Regions from separate parts of the Homo sapiens genome. Here region 2 is linked to region 1. The links are chromatin loops, found by intact Hi-C in ENCODE. Cell type or tissue: HCT116. All regions are shown on one strand. Each heading gives the region's core, and the rest is flanking DNA. Links, peaks and the distances in the headings are about the cores only. Region 1 has its middle 12 kb from the start of KLK14. Region 2 overlaps ACP4 (acid phosphatase 4).

Region 1 (2,905 bases), core at 100-2,599:
TTGAATAGGGTTCCCAGCTCTTGGTGAGGACTTCTTAAATGGCCCTCACATCCATTCTCACCATCCTGACACCCTCGCCACTGCCCCAGTTTTGGCTACCAAATCCATTCCCAGACCTTTGTCCCAGCCCTCTCCCTGGCCTCCTGGCTGAGTCTTCCCTACTCCAGTCCTTCCTGGACACGGCCCCAGAGGGATCTTTCTGACACCCAGAGCCGGCCCTGTCTGCTCTCGCCCTCCCTAAGTGCCCCATCCCGGCCAGAAGAATTCCAGTGCTTTATGGAGGGCTGGCCACCCCCTCCACCATCCTGCACAGGGAGGAGCGGCAAAGCCTCGCAGGGACTTGGGGCTCCCATGCCTGCAGGCCTCTGTGCCTGCCATTCTCTCTGCCTTGCACATTTGTCCCCATCTCGCCCTTTCCTGTGCTCATTCTTACTCATCTCCAGCTCCCGGTTTACACATTACCTCTTTCAGGAAGCGTTCCATGACGCACCGCACTGAGTTAGAAGCCCCACCTCAGGCCTCCCCTGTGTCCCTCCTAAGCCCCACGGTGGCACATATCCCTCCGGATCTTGACTTGCCAGTATCCCTGCCCGCCTCCGCTGGCAGACAGGGAGCCCATTGAGGGCAGGGACTGGGGCTGACTCAGCTGCATTGCCCCACCGCCCTGCGCAGGGCCCGCCAGCTCCAAGGAGGCGTCAGGAAATGTTTGCTGCATGAATAAAGGGGTGATCAGTATCCCTCCTTTACTCAAATATCCTCCATGGCTTCTGCAGTGCTTAGAAACAAAGCCAAGCCAAAGTCGCTTCTCCCTCTCACCTCTCTCCTCCACCTGCCCCCTCTCCTTTTTCCCTCAATCTCAGAGTCTGCACTTGCTGTTTCCTGCCAGGAACACTTTCCCAGAGACCCTCCACCCCTGTGCTCTCTGCCTCACCCTGCACCTTTCCCTGAATATCTCCTCCTTGAAGCCTCCCCGTCCCTCCTACTTAAATAGAAGCGATTATCACGATCCAACATACCATATATTTGACTTATTTTTCTCGTTTTTTTTTTTTTTTTTTTGTATCTCCCTTGAGGGCATGGTTTTGTTCTGTTCACTGCTGTCACAAATCACCTGCTCAAAAAGTATTTGTTGAGTGGATGACACAGGGGTCTTGAGGTCAAGGAGTGTCTGGTGTTTATACGGGGCCTTAAGATCTCTGCCAACCTGTGTCTCTCACCCTTAAGGACTGGCTCAGAGACCAGCGGGCAGGTGGGCAGAGACAGCTGAGCTCCCAGTCGGGGCTGGGGAGGGGGAGACCTGGCTTTGATGTCAATGACCACCGGATGCACAGGCGAGGTCACAGCGACCCCTTGTGGCCAGAGACGAAAAGAGCACCTCCCCCCCGCCCCGCTTTTTTTTTTTTTTTTCTTTTTTTTTTTTGAAACGGAGCCTGGCTCTGTCGCCCAGGCTGGAGTGCAGTGGCCAGATCTCGAGATCTTGGCTCACTGCAACCTCTGCCTCCAGGGTTCAAGCCTCAGCCTCCTGGGTAGCTGGGATTACAGGCACCTGCCACCCCGCCTGGCTAATTTTTGTATTTTTCGTAGAGGCAGGGTTCCATCTCAAATTCCTGATCTCAAGTGATCTGCCTGCCTCAGCCTCCCAAAGTGCTGGGATTTCAGGCGTGAGCCACCACACCTAGCACCCCCAGCTCTTCAGAGACCCCCATGAGGAAGGCCGCAAGCCCAGGCTAAGAGGGACGGCGAGCACTCACTAAATGCCAGGCGCTCTTCTAAGCACTGATATGTATTTTTAACAATAACCACAGGACGGAAGTACCATTCCTCCCCACACTGTACAGCCAAAGAACCTGCTCAAGGTCACACAGCATTCCCGGCAGAGCTTGGTTCTGAACTCAGGCAGTCTGGGTCTAGGAAGCACATTGCAAACCTGCGCGGTCCAGTGGAGTGCCCACAGGTCCCATGTGGCAGCCGAACTGTGGGGAGTCTGGATTGAGATGGGCCGAAAGTGTAACATACACACCGAATTTTGAAAACTCTATATGAAAAAACATGTATAAAACATCTCGCTTAAGTTTTAACAAACTGATTACATATTAAAATTATAATATTTTGTATAAGTGGGTCAAATAAATTTATTAAAATATCACTTGTGTCCCTTCTCTAAAAATACGGCTATGAAAATATTCTAAATTATACATACGGTTTGCATTTTCGATTGGAGAGTGCCTTAAACCACAAAAGAAATCTAATCCACTGCCCACCCCACCCCATGCACAGGGACAAACTCCAATGAACAGAAGGGAAAAGGTCCCTTACCCAAAGCCACACAGTAAATCACTGGCACGTCAGCAATAGGAACCTAGGTCCCCTGGCTTCCAGCAGGTAGCCCAGCAAAAGTGTCCAGAGCTCCAGCTCCTTTGCTGATTTGCTGCAGTGTGGCCCTGGGCAACTTACTTCACCTCTCTGGGCTGTAATTTCATCCTTTATGAAATTGGTGCTGAAGGAACCAACCCAAATGCCCATCAATCAACGAGTGGATAAAGAAACTGTGGTGTATACGTATACGATGGACTACTACTCGGCCATAAAAAGGAATGAATTAACAGCATTTGCAATGACCTGGATGAGATTGGAGACTATTATTTTAAGTGAAATAACTCAGGAATGGAAAACCGAACATCCTATGTTCTCACTGATATGTGGGAGCTAAGCTATGAGGGTGCAAAGGCATAAGAATGATACTATGGACTTTGGGGACTTGGGGGGAAGAGTGGGAGGGGAACGAGGGAAAAGAGACAACAAATACAGTGCAGTGTATACTGCTCAGGTGATGGGTGCACCAGGATCTCACAAATCACCACTAAATAACTTATTCATGTAACCAAATACCACCTGTACCCCAACA
Region 2 (2,905 bases), core at 117-2,616, 300 kb before region 1:
GTTATCCACATCATGATTTCCCAGCCAGATCCAGATCCGGCCCATGGGGGGACTCAGAAGAGCAGGGGGCAGCACAGGCCTGCGGGGCCAGAGGCAAACTCGAGGGCTCAGGATGGTCCATCTGTCCTGTCTCCCCACAGCAAGCCCACGGTCTTCCACTACCAGCCTGGGCCTCCCCAGATGTCCTGCGGACTCTTGCCCAGATCTCGGCTTTGGATATTGGAGCCCACGTGGGCCCACCCCGGGCAGCAGAGAAGGCCCAGCTGACAGGGGGTGAGGTGTGGGTCTGGGAGGCTGGGGTGCCTTCCTCTGGGAGAGTCTAAGCTCTTTTTTCCCATCCTCAGGGATCCTGCTGAATGCTATCCTTGCAAACTTCTCCCGGGTCCAGCGCCTGGGGCTGCCCCTCAAGATGGTCATGTACTCAGCTGTGAGTCCTTGGGAAGCAGTGCCACATGGCACTGAGGCACAGGGATGAGGGTGACAGCGATTTAGGTGAGGAAGAGCCTGTGGTCCCAGTGGATCTCAGCCCACTGCCTGGGGTAACCCGTATCTCCAAACCCTACTCTCAGGCTCTACCATTAGTCTGGAAAGAGGGAGGTGACGGTGTTATGGGAGGAAGAATTTATGAATAAATATAATTCCTTGTTTTCTTTAAGAAACTATGATTGGACTAAGCAGTCTGTCCTTCCGGAGGAGAAAGGCTGCTTAGTCCAATCATATTTTGCACCTACTTGAGCAATCTTTATTAAGTGGCCGCCTGCAAATGTTGGTACTGCCTTCAGGATGGGAGGAAGGAGTAGCTTTGGGGGGTTGGTTCTAAGAAGCCTGGGGGACATCTGGATGCGCAAGTGTAGTGCTCAGGAGAAAGGCCTCCAGAGAGAAGTGCCGTCTCAGCCCTCGGGTCCACCTGCAGCATGACAGCACCCTGCTGGCCCTCCAGGGGGCCCTGGGCCTCTATGATGGACACACCCCGCCATATGCTGCCTGCCTCGGCTTTGAGTTCCGGAAGCACCTGGGGAATCCCGCCAAAGATGGAGGGTGAGAATGGTTTGGTGCCCAGGGACATGGGTGGGACAGAACTCTCAAAGCAAGGGGTGATGTGTCAGGCAGAGGGCATGGCCAGGTGGGGAGCTGCATGGGATGATGCTGGGAGGATGACAGGTGGGAGTCAGAAGCCCTTTTCTCCAGGCTTTAAGATCAATGACAGGAGGGAGGAGGTGCCACCATGTCCTCTCTCTCCAGGAATGTCACCGTCTCCCTCTTCTACCGCAATGACTCCGCCCACCTGCCCCTGCCTCTCAGCCTCCCCGGGTGCCCGGCCCCCTGTCCACTAGGCCGCTTCTACCAGCTGACTGCCCCGGCCCGGCCTCCCGCCCATGGGGTCTCCTGCCATGGCCCCTATGAGGCTGCCATCCCCCCAGGTGACAGTCCTCTGTGTTGGGGTGGGAGTGGAGGGTTGCCAAGTCCTGGCACTCACCCCCCGCGTGTTCTCCCTGCAGCTCCAGTGGTGCCCCTGCTGGCCGGAGCTGTAGCTGTGCTGGTGGCACTCAGCTTGGGGCTGGGCCTGCTGGCCTGGAGACCAGGGTGCCTGCGGGCCTTGGGGGGCCCCGTGTGAGCCAGAAACCAGGGCTTCCCTACCCCCAGCTGACACTGGACCCCAACATGTATGCTCAGTAGCTGCTCTGGCTTCTGTGACTTACTGTGCGCCTGTGTGCATGGGGAGCGAGGGCTGTGTGGAGTCTCCGGCCTGGAAACTAGTTTGTGTGTGCATGTGTCTGTGTGACGGTGGCATGAGTGTGCATGCATACGTGTCACATGTGTGAACAGTTTCTGCACTTAGACGCGTGCACAGGTGGTCTGTACGTACATGCTGGTAAAAAACATGTCTGTGACACACATTCAAGCACAAATGTACCCATGTCTGAACAAGCAGGCATGCCTGCATGGCACTTTTCTTGTAGAGACAAGGTCTTTGTGGCCCAGGCTGGAGTACTGGCATGAGCATAGCTCACTGCAGCTTTGAACTCCTGTCTCAAGTGACCCTCCTGTTTCAGCTTCTACAGGCGTGCACAATGCCTGGTTAATTTTGTTTTCTTGGTATGTTGGCCAGGTTGGTCTCAAATTCCTGGCCTCAAGCAATCCTCCTGCCATGGCCTCCCAAAGCACTGGGATTACAGGTGTGAGCCACCACACCCAGGTGGTATGTTTATGCACCTTTCCATATGAGCACTGGAAGCAGGTAGGCTGGCTGAGGACATGGTGGACCCTGTACGTACCTCCACTTGCAGCTTGTGACAAGGCCTTACTCAGTGAGCCTCAATGTGGACCATGTGCTCTGTGGAGACCAGGCTCACAGGAGTTGGACCCTCAAGTCTGGTTATTTGGTGACCTCCATAGCTCTCAATGCAACCATGAACTTGGGTAGAGTCAGAGGGATCTGGCAGCAGACCTGAGAAAGGTGCACGATTCAAAGCCTGGTTTCCGAGGCTGTGCGCCTCTGGGCAAGTGATAGGCCCTGATGTGTCTCACTTGGCAGAACCACGACTCTAACCCAGTGGACTCCACAACTCCAAAAATTAACTTCCTAGGGACAGGTAGAGAGCAGGGAAAACCGATGACACTCTCGGCTGTGCACTGTAACTGCTACAAGTAATGTGGAGGCGCTGGCCAATACAGTAGCCATGACCATGTATGGCTATTTAAATTTAGGTTAAATAAAATGGAGTGTTCAGCTCCCAACCATCACATGGGCCACACATCCACCACTGCAATCATTTCTCAGATGCTGATGAGAGCTACTCCTCCCACACTCATGCAGCAGCAGGCGCTGTGGAGCACCTGCACGGGTGCCCTTTGAGCCCCTGGCCCCCCAAGGGGAGGCTCCCATAGTGTGGCCTAGAGCAGA

What was found. A loop is a pair of places that touch in the nucleus more often than their neighbours do. Peaks named below come from ENCODE experiments on the same cell type or tissue, not always from the same donor. Only the 100,000 strongest peaks of a DNase experiment are listed, where the experiment ranks them.
Region 2: a loop joins it to region 1, with 9 times the contacts of the local background. A loop is called at or near these places in 20 of 110 quality-filtered maps.

The regions. Positions count from the first base shown.
Region 1 is chr19:51,093,572-51,096,476 of GRCh38, forward strand. No RefSeq gene overlaps it. Among named protein-coding and RNA genes, the nearest start is that of KLK14, 12 kb to the left of the region's middle. In HCT116, for the core only: CTCF peaks have their summits at 1,332 (motif pointing left) and 1,533; a DNase peak (open chromatin) is centred at 1,310.
Region 2 is chr19:50,793,544-50,796,448 of GRCh38, forward strand. ACP4 (acid phosphatase 4) reads left to right here. Exons shown (of 11, transcript NM_033068.3): 7 at 141-273; 8 at 345-427; 9 at 914-1,038; 10 at 1,243-1,421; 11 at 1,500-1,676. The coding sequence ends at 1,615. Among named protein-coding and RNA genes, the nearest start is that of SNORD88B, 4.1 kb to the right of the region's middle. RefSeq lists enhancers at 742-801, 892-1,021 and silencers at 1,492-1,551, 1,802-1,861. In HCT116, for the core only: CTCF peaks have their summits at 1,521 and 1,720; no DNase peak of the experiment used is centred there; H3K27ac peaks cover 2,088 bases.